Regions from separate parts of the Homo sapiens genome. Here region 1 is linked to region 2. A link is a loop called in an ENCODE intact Hi-C map of the cell type or tissue named here. Cell type or tissue: B cell. All regions are shown on one strand. Links, peaks and the distances in the headings refer to the core of each region. The heading gives the core; the rest is flanking DNA.

Region 1 (5,000 bases), core at 1-5,000, 57 kb after region 2:
CATTTAAGAGTTTCAAGTGCTCGGTTTCATCAGGAATGACTTGATTCCCTGGCAAGAGCTTTCACATTAACAGTGATATTGGTAATGCTTACTAGATCAGACCATGTGCTAAGTACAGGTTGAGTATCCCATATCTGAAATGTTTGGGACCAGAAATGTTTCAGATTTTGGAATATTTACATTACATATACGTTCTGATTCTGCATCCCAAATCCAAAGAATTCGAAATCTGAAATACTTCAACGAGCATTTCCTTTGAGTATCATGTCAGTGTTCAAAAGGTTTCGGAGTTTGGAGTATTTTGGATTTTAGGTTTTTTGATTAGAGACATTCAACCTGTAGTTATTGAGCATTATTTCATTTAGTCCTTACAATGTGTAGGGGAGATAGTATAATATCTACTTTCAAGATGAGAAATCTGAAGCTCAGAGAGGTTAGTTAACCCACTCAAGTTTACACAGCTAGGAGGCAACAATGTTGGGGATAACCAAGATTCTCTCCTTAACCAAACTTTAATCAGGCTCCTCTGAGTCATCTTTTTGATGAGGCCTCACCCTGAAGGCTTTGTCCTTGGCCTATTTAGTCCAGTTTTAGTAAGAATCCTGTTGGGTCAGTTTAGCAAATATCCCCCACCCTTGATATCTGATGAAATTCCTCATCCCCATCTCTGGATATTTTTTCACCCTGGCCTTCCTTCAGCAAGAAGCTTGTCAAGTAGGTTTAGCCAGAATCTGCCTTACCCCTTGTTTACCCTTATAAAATGTTTACTGTTAGTAATTTTCCATCCACTGACCCTACCCTGCCCCTTGGCTATAAATCTCTACTTTTCATTGTTGTATTCAGAGTTGAGGCCAATCTCTCCCCCCTGGCAAAATTCCATTGTAGTAGTCTCCCTTGAATAGTCTGGCTTACTGTCTTTAACAAATGTCATGAATATATATATATATATATATATTTTTTTGAGATGGAGTCTCGCTCTGTCGCCCAGGCTGGAGTGCAGTGGCGCAATCTCGGCTCACTGCAACCTCCACCTCCCAGGTTCCCGCCATTCTCCTGCCTCAGCCTGCCGAGTAGCTGGGACTACAGGCGACCGCCACCACGCCCGGCTAATTTTTTGTATTTTTAGTAGAGATGGGGTTTCACCGTGTTAGCCAGGATGGTCTCGATCTCCTGACCTCATGATCTGCCCGCCTCGACCTCCCAAAGTGCTGGGATTACAGGTGTGAGCCACTGCGCCTGGCCAATATTTTTTTTTTAATAGGGATTGAAACCTGGGTCTGTCTGACTTTGTGGACACTGTCACACTCACCAGTATTTTTGAAAAAAGAGTTCTAAAAATTTTGGACTTGAATCTCCAGTAAACTACAGATATCCTTTAAAACAAACACATTTCATACATGAAGGTGCACAGCATAATTGGTTAAAAGAAGTTACTGTGGTATCAGACTACCTAGCTCCAAGTCCCAGCTCTGCAACTCACAAGCTGGGCAAATCACTTACTTGGCAGTGCCTCTGTTCCTTCGTCTGTAAAATGGGGAAAATATCAGTATGTACCTCATAAAGTTGTCATGAAAATTAAATGAGTTCATACATGTGAGCACTTTGAACAATGTCTAAGTACCAGCAAGCACTGTTACGTATACACTATTATTGTTATGCACGCAATATATCATATTCATTGTAAAGAAAACCCTATCCCCACTTAAAAAAATCAAAAAGATGAGATAAAAAGTAGATTAAACAGAAATGCATTATATTCTGCCTGTCTTCCTGGACTGGCTTGCACAGCTCCTGGCTTCCTTATTTTCTCCTTTGGCCACTGTGGGGATTGACTGTACCCACTTTGAATATTCCAATGGGCCATGTAGACCCATAGTGTGAGCCCATTAAGATCATAGACTGGGGATATTGTTCAGGAACCAAGAGGCTCAAAGAAACAAGTTTGCACTGAGAATGAGTCTGAGTACCCAAAGATCAGGCCGGAGTCCTGCCAGGAGAGGGGCAAGGCTGGCACTTCATTTCAGCTAAGCACAAAGTTTACATCGCATTGAGGACTTTCCCTGACCCATCTCTTTTCAAGTAGCTCCCTCATTCCCAGTCAGTCTATTCCATCACTTAGTTGTATTTTCTTCTTCACTGCTTCTCTGAAATTGTCCAATTTCTTTGTTTGTGTGTTTATTTTCTGTCTCCTTCATCAAGATATAGGATGCCATCTATTTCTTTCATAGTAGTATTTCCGGTGGTTAAACCAGTTCCTGGTACAGGGTTGGTGCTCCATAGATATTTATAGGATTAATGAGAAATTTAACCTTCTCTTATCGCCCCAGGGACTGCAAGAAGCTAATAAATAGAAGTTAAGGAACTTGAGAGCTTACCTAGGTAGCTCCTCCCCTATTGCCCGCCCCCTTCCTCATACTCCCAATTGATAAATGAGAAAATTGAAATTTGGAGGTTAGGAGACCATCCAAGAACATACACAGAGCAGGACCGAGGGCTCCTGACTCTTTATTTGACATCCAGGGGCTACATTGTGATGCCTTTTCTTTGCGGGAGGGAATAGGAGAATGCAGAAATTTTCTTTGTGTCTAAAATAGATTAGAAGGTGTAAAATCCAGGCCCTATCTTCTATCCACTGTGAGTCAGAACAAACTGTGTCTGCCTTCCATGGTTTTGAAATAATTTTGATCTAGGAAAGAAGGAAAAAGGAAAAAAGGAAGGGAGGGAGGAAAAGCAGAAAAAGGAACAAGGAAGACGAGAAGGGAAATGTTAATGAGGATATTTCTTTCCTTTTTGGTGTTGGGAATTCTCTGGAGGGTTTCCAGCCCTGGGCTAAAGGATACCTTCTTCTCTCATTCTTCTGGGCCACAGTTGCATTCGGCCTGAGGTTTCTATGGGAGACTAGATTTCAGGTCTATTTAAAGAGACAAGATGATTTGCCTACTACACCTTTTTGTTGAAATTTCTCAATCTTTTCCCATACTCTACTTCTTCTGAATTACATTTTGCCTCCTCTTGCTTTATTTGTATTCCAGCTAAGCCTCACTTCCTCAATGTCCTTCCACATTCTCAACAAAGTTGTATCAGATATTTATTGAGCTGGAACTTATTATATACAGTTACTTTCACTTCCCCTTTCTATGGATACTGCAGACATCTGTTTGAGTAGCTTTATTAGCCCTATTTTTTTACTTATGGAGACAAGGACCCAGAAAAGTTAAGTGATAACTTACCCTGGTATATAAGTCACAGTACTAGAATTTGAAGCCAAATCATGCAATTCCAAAGCCCATGCACTTTCTGTTATATCAGAGCCACTTCCTCTTAACACCATGTTAACCATTTAATAGCAGATTTGGCTGCAAATGACAGAACATCCCATTAATAGCACCTTAAACAAATGGGAAGCTTATTTTTCTCACATAATGAAACATGTAGATGAGCATCATCAGGCCTAGTGTAGTGGCCCAGGGATGTCAGGGGAGACTCAGCTTTGCTCTGTTCCACTGTGCCCTCCTTAGCATGTTACTTTCACCCTCAGACATGTTGCCACTGGTTGTAAGATGGCGACTCCACCTGCAGCCTCATGGCCACATTCCCAAAAGAAGAAAAACAGGGAAGGAGCAAAAGGCCAAAAGAACATGCCAGTTGGATTTGTCCTTTTTAAAGGTCTTTTTTAGGAGTCTCACAGATACTTCTGCTTTTATTTCTTTGCCCAAATGGTGTTGTGGGGGAGCCCCTTGCTGTATGGATAAAGAAGAGATGAGTTGGAGATTGGGTCAGCCAACCAACAACACCTGCTTCATCTTACTTGGCTGAAATTCTTTACCTCTTTACTTTCACATGGCTGCCTAATTGTTTTCTGAGACTCTTCAGAAGCATCCAGCAGTTCTGTAAGTGTAGAAACTGGTTTTACCATCTCTTGCACCCTGCCTGAGGCTAAGCTGGCCTCAAGGAATGACCAGTAAAGATTGACTGGAAAGAACTTCCCAAGAAGGCCATGGGAGAGGAAGAGCTTAGGAGATGGGTGACAGATGGGAGAAAACTCAGCCAGGATCATAGGACACATTCCTGGGGTCCTGCAGGTCCTGGAGTCATGCAGCTGAAGGCTGCTGCATGGTTAGGCCCCTGGGACATGCAGGGTTCATAAGAAGGTAGGAGGGATATAAGCCATCTCAGTCTGCCCAACTAAGCAGAGGGGAGGAAAAGCATGAGGTGAGCCTGTATCTGTTTTTGCCATCTCACTCCACTTTATCTATAGAGAGGAAATGCTTGCACAAATCATAATGACATTCTCTTTTAAGCCTGATTTCCTTTCATTCATTTTAACTCTCTTGATGCTGAAGCCAAGCTCTCTGATGGCTACATATGGGGGAACCATTATTATGGGTGGCAAGTGGGGGGATCTGTGAGCTGATGGAAAGTCTCCTGCTCTAGAAATAGCTCTTCCTGGGACCCTAGCAGTGTTGGACAGGCCACCATTTGAACTTAAATCTTTTTGGTCAAAACATTATCTGGTATCTTTTTCTTTATTGCTGCCTCTTCCACACTTTTTTTTTCTCTAGAGGCAGGATCTTGCTATGTTGCCCAGGCTGGAGTGCAGTGGCTATTCACAGGCATGTACTACAGTCTTAAACTCCTGGCCACAAGCCTTAGCCTCCTCTGTAGCTGGAACTACAGGTATGCGCAACCACGCCTGGCTCTCCCACTTTTTATTTTATTTTATTTTTTATTTTTATTTTTTACTTTTATTTTTTATAAACTATAGACATTTAAAGAAGAAAAAGTCTGGGTGCAGTGGCTCACGCCTGTAATCCCAACACTTTGGGATGCTGAGGCAGGTGAATCACTTGAGCTCAGAAATTTGAGACCAGACTGGGCAACATGGTGAAACCCCCGCTCTAAAAAAAAAATACAAAAAATTAGCCAGGCGTGGTGGTATGCACCTGTAGTTCTCAGCTGGAGGCTGAGGTGGGAAGATCCCTTGAGCCTGGGAAGTTGAG
Region 2 (7,931 bases), core at 1,779-6,778:
TGTTTTCCCACTTAATATGGATGTATATTTCCTTTTTTTGTCAAGAAGATAATATACCAAAATAATAAATTGCTCTAAATTGCTCAGTGATTTCAGTTAATGTGAATCCATGTTTAGCAGGTTGGCATATAACAGTGGTTATCAAAGCGTGGTCCACAAATCTCTGGTGGTAGGGGCAGGTAAGGGGTGTGTCTCTGACACCTTTGGATGATCTGAGAGGGCAAAACTATTTTTATAAAAGCACTAAAAAGATTGGGAGGCCGAGGCGGGTGGATCACGAGGTCAGGAGATCGAGACCATCCTGGCTAACACGCTGAAACCCCGTCTCTACTAAAAAATACAAAAAATTATCCGGGCATGGTGGCAGGCACCTGTAGTCCCAGCTACTCAGGAGTCTGAGGCAGGAGAGTGGTGTGAACCCGGGAGGCGGAGCTTGCGGTGAGTGGAGATCGCGGCACTGCACCCCAACCTGGGCGACAGAGCGAGACTCCGTATCAAAAAAAAAAAAAAAGTCACTTGCATTCTTCATTATGTTGACATTTGCACTGATGATAAAAAGGCTATATTGGATAAAACTTTTGGTGCCTTAGCAGAAACGCCAAGGCTATATTAGTAGTCATATTCTTCACTGAAGTGCACTCAAAGGGAAAGAAAAAGACAGTTTTATTTAATATCCTTGATGGAACAGTTAAAAATCATTAATTTTATTGAACAGTAACCCTTGATTACATGTTTTTAATATTCTGTGTGGTGAAAGAGGAAGTATGCATAAGTATTTCTTCTGCATACCAAAGAACAATTGTTTCAAGGAGAAGCACTTGTGTGGTTGCCTGAGTTGTGAGCGCAACTAACCTCCTTTAAAAAAAAAAATAGAAACTTACTTTTACTTGAAGGTGCAACTGACAGACAACTTATGGCTATTTATACTTGGATATTTGGCAGACATTTTTTAAAAAATGAATGAAGTCAGCCTGTCATAAGACATAAAATTGACAGTATTTGTTGCCAATGCTAAAATGTATTCTTTCAAGTGAAAATTAGAACTTTAGAAAACTTGTATCTGTCACCATGAATGTGACAGCTTCCTAATACTTAAAAACTCTTCTGATAAATTGATAGTGATATTAGAAAATATGATTTTTTACGTCGCATAATAAAATGTATCAACATTTGGAAAATCTCTATAACTCAGTCAGCCAATATTTTCCAAATGGCCAGTGCATGATCATGCCTGAATAAAAGTGCAAGATAAACCAATGGATACTACTGTAACAGAGTACAAAATGTTAGTTGATATGATCTCAGATTCTGTATTACAACTATTATTTGTCAGACTTTGGTATAGTAACAAAAAAGAATATCTATGATTATATGAAAAGGCTACTAAAATACTCCTCCCTTTCCCAAATGCATATCTGTGTAAAACCAGTTTTCTAAATATATTCAGCCAAAATAACATATCACAACAGAGTAAATGCAAAAGCAGATATGAGAGTACAGCTATTTCTTATCAAGCCACTCATTAAAGAAACTTGCAAAACTGTAAAACAGTGCTACTTTTCTCACTAATTTCTTTTTATTTTGGAAAATATTTATGTTTATTATATATATATATATATATATATATATATATATATATATATTTTATTTTTATTTTTTTCCTGAAACGGAGTCTTGCTCTGTTGCCCATTCTAGAGTGCAGTGGCAAGATCTAGGCTCACTGCAACCTCCGCCTCCTAGGTTCAAGTGATTCTCTTGCCTCAGCCTCCCAAGCAGCTGAGATTACAGGCATGCACCACCACACCCTGCTAATTTTTGTATTTTTAGTAGAGACAGGGTTTCACCATGTTGGCCATGTTGGTCTCGAACTCCTAACCTTAGGTGATCCACCCACCTCGGCCTCCCAAAGTGCTGGGATTATAGGCATAAGCCATCACACCCAGCCAAATATATTTATTTTAAATAAAATTTATATCAAGCCAGGCGCAGTGGCTCACGCCTGTAATCCCAGCATTTGGGAGGCCGAGGTGGGCGGATCATGAGGTCAGGAGGTCAAGACCATCCTGGCTAACATGGTGAAACTCCGTCTCTACTAAAAATACAAAAAATTAGCCAGACATGGTGGCGCGTGCCTGTAGTCCCAGCTACTCAGGAGGCTGAGGCAGGAGAATCGCTTGAACCCTGGTGTTGCAATGAGCTGAGATCGCGCCACTGCACTCCAGACTGGGTGACAGAGCGAGACCCCATCTCAAAAAATAAAAAATTATCTCAGTATTAACATCATGGGTTTATTATTTTTAATGGATTAAAATTAAATGGTTTTAAATTTCTCAGTTTTAATTTCTAATATGGTAAATGTTGGTAACTATAACCCCATGCTTTTCAGGGTCCTCAGTAATTTTTAAGACTATAAAGGGATTCCGAGAAAAACAAGTGTGAGAACTGTTGGTAGATTCTCAGCTCACACTGATTCCTTTTCTCTGATAACTGCTCTTTCTCCCTCTATCCATGAAGGATATTGGAGGATAGCCTAGGTTATTGTTTTACCTAGGCTATCATCCTTCCTCTCCTCCCTGGATCAGTGTATTGAGGGATAGAAGGGTTAATGGGTAGCGGTATGGGGTGTGGATTTTGACCCCAGCAGGGCCTATCTTACTCTCCCCTTACAATTCAAGTAGGGTCAAAAGCGTGTTAATGTCTATCTAAAGCCTGACCCCATAGTGTATGATGTAAATTACATAAAGGGTCCAACTTCCCACGTAGTGGAGAGAACAAGAGGGGAAGTTGGTTTGAAGACTGTGAAGAGAATAAAGCAGATACACGAAGAGGGGAAAAGATGAGAGACAGACAGAAAAGCACAAATTTCTAGGGTTTCCCAGATCTCCATTCTTTGGTTCTAGTTTATGCCTGAAGATGGGCTTGAGTTCTATAAAAGAGCCCAGTGTCACGTTACTAAATATTATCTTTTCCTTTAGCCAGTTTGAGTGGGTTTCTTTTACTTGCAACCACATTGAATCACTTATAGTTAGGTACCACCTGCCTGCCTGCTGCCGTTGCTCACACCCGTAATCGCAGACCTTTGGGAGACCATGCCAGGAGGATCGCTTAAGTCTAGGAGTTTAAGACCGGACTTGGCCACATAGCAGAAAAAAAAAAAATAGCCTGGCTTGGTGGCACTCATCTCTAATCTCAGCTACTTGGGAAGCTGAGGTAGGAGGATCCTTTGATCCCGGGCAGTCGCGGCTGCAGTGAGCTATCATGCCACTGCGCTTCAGCCTGGGCAACAGAGCATGACCCTATCTCTAAAAAACATAAAAATAAACTAAAATATGGTAAGGTAGGACATATGTGATCTGTTCTCAACCTTTGTAAGGTTTATGATGTGCCATACATTTTAGGGTCTTATCAGCTAGAAATACAAGACCAAGGTTTTCTGGAAATGCAAAGATACTATTTTTATATTGAAGTTAAAAAAGAATTACCATAGGCTACACATGGATTAATTACTATCTTCAAAGAATTAGAACTCTATCAAACATTCTTACCAGAAAATTATGCTGAACAAAATTTAATCTTTCTGTGACTGTTCAAAGGAATTTAGAATCTTGTAATGCTCCAGGGACATTACCATTTTATAAATTGTACAAAAAATTCTCATTATTTCAGCTTTCTGGTAGTTTGGATTCAGAATAAATGAGAATTTACTGTAATACTTTGAATTATTAAGTTCTGGGGAGTTCAAAGTACTACTTCAAATATACATGCATTATATCACTTATCTTTTTTAACAGAATAATGAAATTTACAAATGGAAACAGTAGTGGGTGGATTCAGGATACAAAGTCATGTTTCTCGATGTTCTAATGAATAATTCTTACATTTGGCTATTTTGAACTGATCTCTCTTTTCCATTTCAAAATATAGTCTCTTTTAAGCTAAAGACCAAATAGGGCTAAGGCCAGCAACAAAGAATTCAAGCTATAATTGTATTGTATTATTATTTATGTATTGATTTGATTATAGGTTTCAGCTCATACATTTTCAGGTGAACCTAGATCCTCAATTTATTTTCACGAAAGAGAAAAACTCAAACATAATGGTAAAAAAAAATCAGATGCATTTACATATGCTTCTGGCTTTCATCAAGCAAAAAATATAGTTTAAAATGTATAGAAAAAAAGAAACTTTTAAATTAAAATCCTTTTTGCTCTAGCAATCAGCCTCGACATCAGTATAGTATATTTTGACTTCCTAATTATGGATTATCTACGACCAAATATAATATGTTTAATGTATAAATGACACTCTTGCCACACAAACTTCCTTGTATCTCTCTCCCTTAAAATGTAATTAGTTTCTTTTTGCTACTAAAAAATTTAATGCTTTCAGAAGCCAAAGCTTATTTCTGTATCTCCTGCTGTTTTGGAGTGTCTGTACCTTTCCTCCTGCCAGTTAGCATGGATAATCAAAAGTGAACTGTAAGGAGAAATCTTCCATTTAGGAAACATCAATTTGTACTAAGTCTAATCTAAAAGACTAATATGGAGCATGTGGTACATTCAATAGGAAAATGGCATTTAAATATTAATACTAGATAAATACACTCTTGCTGCTCTCTTTGATAATTTATAAGTCATACTCTTCCAGAAGGAAGTAAATCAGTTTTTTTTCTTTTATGCTGCTGCTCAGTAACATTATAAGGCAATATGTAAATCAAGGAACCATTTTCTTAGTCAGAACTGACAAGGGGAAGTGAAAATGTTGGGTCCAATTTCAACCTCATTTCCTTACAGCCTAGATTTGTGTTACATGCTTGATCCTGACTGGTGCTTTCCAAATTAAATGTATATTTCTCAAACCAATATCTTAAGTGGTAATGTTCCAACAGTCCAAATGTCGATTACCAAAACAAACATTTGTTTCTCTAGCAAGTGTTTTCACACAAAAGCATTTGATTCTCGTACTGCAGCAAACAAACATTTGCTTTAGGCGGTTAAGGCAGCCAAAAGTTCTTGCAGAAACATTTCACAGGCTGGCTGGCATCCCTCTTTGGAGCAGGGCTTGCTGATGTCCGAGATTGCATGTGAAGCCAGCTGCTGACCAAGAGAATCCTTTGCAAGACATTGAGACCATTAAAATGATTTAGCATTTTTCAAAACACATCTTTTGGGAAAATGTGCTTCTGGTTATGATGTTTCCATTAGAAAATGTCTTCATGTCTTCACAATGCTTCATTTGCTAATATAAATTCAGCCTTTGATATAATCACATAACCAAAGTCTTATGAAAGTTCACAAAGGCACATAAAAACATTCACACAACCCAGGAATCATGATTTATGCAAGAGCCCATGAGAGTTCATTACATAAATAGTCCTATTACTACATTAAAGTCTATTTTCTCTCTTGAACAAGATGTAGATTATCTGTGTAAATATATTTTCTTAAGTGCACATCTACTTTACTGTCAAGATACAGCTTCCACATAAAAACCCTCTTGTTTTTCATATTATTTAAATGCTTTTGGAATGAATCAATATTTCTGAGGAAGTAATTTACTTAAATACATGTTCTTTAAAGCATGGGGAAATTGATTCTTAACTTCTTTCCAAAGACAGGGTTTCCTAGCAACTGGGTCAAGATTGATTCTTTGGCTAGTTCTAAACTGAGAATAGTCACTAGCCCACTTAAAGGCAAAGAAGAGTTCTTCTTAGTTAAATGAATGAATGAATGAATGAATGAATGAGTGAAAACACACACACACGTGCACCACACACACAAAATGTCATTTAAAGCGTATTTGATAGAATGCGTGACAATTTGGACCTCTAGCTGATCAACTTCCAATAAGAGTTTGCTGAATACTTTCCATGAGTTTGATTCTATTTTGGCATTGATGGGACTGGGGAACCATGATACAGAGAGCAGGTAAACGGCTGTAATCATCCTAGTAACAATGCATTTAGCAGGTATTATGGGCTAGTGCCTACAGGTGAAATAACTAACCATCAGTAGAAAAAGGCATATCAGGCCCGGCATGGTTGCTCACGCCTGTAATCCCAGCACTTTGGGAGGCCAAGGCGGGCGGATCACGAGGTCAGGAGATCGAGACCATCCTGGCTAATATGGTGAAACCCCCGTCTTTACTAAAAATACAAAAAATTAGCCGGGCGTGGTGGCGGGCGCCTGTAGTCCCAGCTACTCCGGAGGCTGAGACAGGAGAATGGCGTGAACCTGGGAGGCGGAGCTTGCAGTGAGCGGAGGTCGCGCCACTGCACTCCAGCCTGGGCAACAGAGCGAGACTCCGTCTCAAAAAAAAAAAAAAAAAAAAGGAAAGAAAAAGGCAGATCGAGGGACAACCAAGGTCTGTGTGATGTTAAAGCTCTGGAAACTATACTGTCTTTACATGGAAAGCCCAAAGTATTTCTTGTCTTCAAGAAACTTTCAACCTAATTGTAAAGAAAACATACCCCAAAGAATTAGGGAGCAACCTGAGAGAGTAAATGTGTAAGTGTTAGTAATATTAAAGTAACAAAATATTGCGTTTATTGAGTCCTTACTTAATATCAGGGACTGTGCTAAGGACCTGGCATCCTGGTGGAGATGGAGCTTGGGCTGGGCCTTGAAGCAGGTAGGGAGACGTGAAAAGCAAGGAGGGAAGGTCCTTCGAGAAGATGAAACAGCATGAGCAAAGGCCTGGGGGTGGGAGGTGTGCTGTTTGGGACCTGACAGGCTTGGGGTGACAGGTTGGTGTGGGGAAGTTGCACTGAACGAGTAGGTGGGCCTGTGTTATGGTGGAGTCTGAATACCAGACTGACATGCAGAATTGACCCAGCGGGGAAATGTGTACTCGTTCTAGGTTCTTGAATATTGGGGACATGATAACTCCCCCTGTAATTTCTAGAACAAATGGAATATGCATTTGCTGTTAGAATAGCTACTGCCAGAGTTCTCTCCCAAAAAGCTTAACGTTTACACTACCATCCATATGCCAATAATATCTTGAGTTTTCTCACTTGACATTTTTTCAAACATTTTAATATTTGCTAATTTCTTCTTTAAATGTGATATTCCCTATTTTTTGAAGTGTTATAGATACATAGTTGTACATATTTGTGGGGTACATGTCATGTTTTGATACAGGCATACAATGCGTAATGATCAAAAAATCAGGGTAATTAGGGTATCCATCACCTTAGGCATGTATCATTTCTTTGTGTTAGGAACATTCCAATTCCACTGTTTTACTCATTTTAAAATATACAATAAATTATTCTTAACTATAGTCACCCTATGGTGCTATTGAATACTATATCTTATTCATTCTATCTAACTGTATTTTTCTTTTTTTTGAGATGGAGTCTCGCGCTGTTGCCCAGGCTGGGTTAATACCATTAACCATCCCCTCTTTATCCCTACCGAGTCCCACCCTTCCTAGTCTCTGGCAACCATGTTTCTACTCCTATCTCTATGAGTTTAATTTTTTTAGCCGTTGTTTTTTAATTTGTACACCTTTGGCTTTGAGTGTGATTGTGCAGTGATTTATTTGTTCATTTCCATTTGCATTTATTTTTCTGTGAATTGCATATTTGTATCTCTTTTCTTATTCTAATTGGTAGTTTGGCATTTTTGTTAATTTACAGAAATTTCAAAAATATATTATGAGGGCTAGGCATGGTGGCTCACGCCTGTAATCCCAGCCCTTTGGGAGGCCAAGGTGGGCGGATCATTTGAGGTCAGGAGTTCGAGACCAGCCTGACAAACACAGTGAAACCCCGTCTCTATTAAAAATACAAAAATTAGCTGGGTTTGGTGGTACAAGCCTGTAATCCCAGCTACTTGGGAGGCTGCGGTAGGAGAATAGCTTGAACCCGGGAGGTGGAGGTTGCAATGAGCCGAGATCATGCCACTGCACTCAAGCATGGGCGAAAA

Evidence for each region. Peaks named below come from ENCODE experiments on the same cell type or tissue, not always from the same donor. Only the 100,000 strongest peaks of a DNase experiment are listed, where the experiment ranks them.
Region 1: a loop joins it to region 2, with 2.8 times the contacts of the local background. A loop is called at or near these places in 5 of 110 quality-filtered maps.

The regions. Positions count from the first base shown.
Region 1 is chr10:62,108,186-62,113,185 of GRCh38, reverse strand. No RefSeq gene overlaps it. Among named protein-coding and RNA genes, the nearest start is that of LINC02621, 150 kb to the left of the region's middle. RefSeq lists enhancers at 3,285-3,354, 3,385-3,434. In B cell, for the core only: no CTCF peak of the experiment used is centred there; DNase peaks (open chromatin) are centred at 3,105, 3,755 and 4,918; H3K4me3 peaks cover 819 bases; H3K27ac peaks cover 2,611 bases.
Region 2 is chr10:62,163,819-62,171,749 of GRCh38, reverse strand. No RefSeq gene overlaps it. Among named protein-coding and RNA genes, the nearest start is that of LINC02621, 91 kb to the left of the region's middle. RefSeq lists an enhancer at 4,914-5,043. In B cell, for the core only: no CTCF peak of the experiment used is centred there; a DNase peak (open chromatin) is centred at 4,769; H3K4me3 peaks cover 871 bases; H3K27ac peaks cover 435 bases.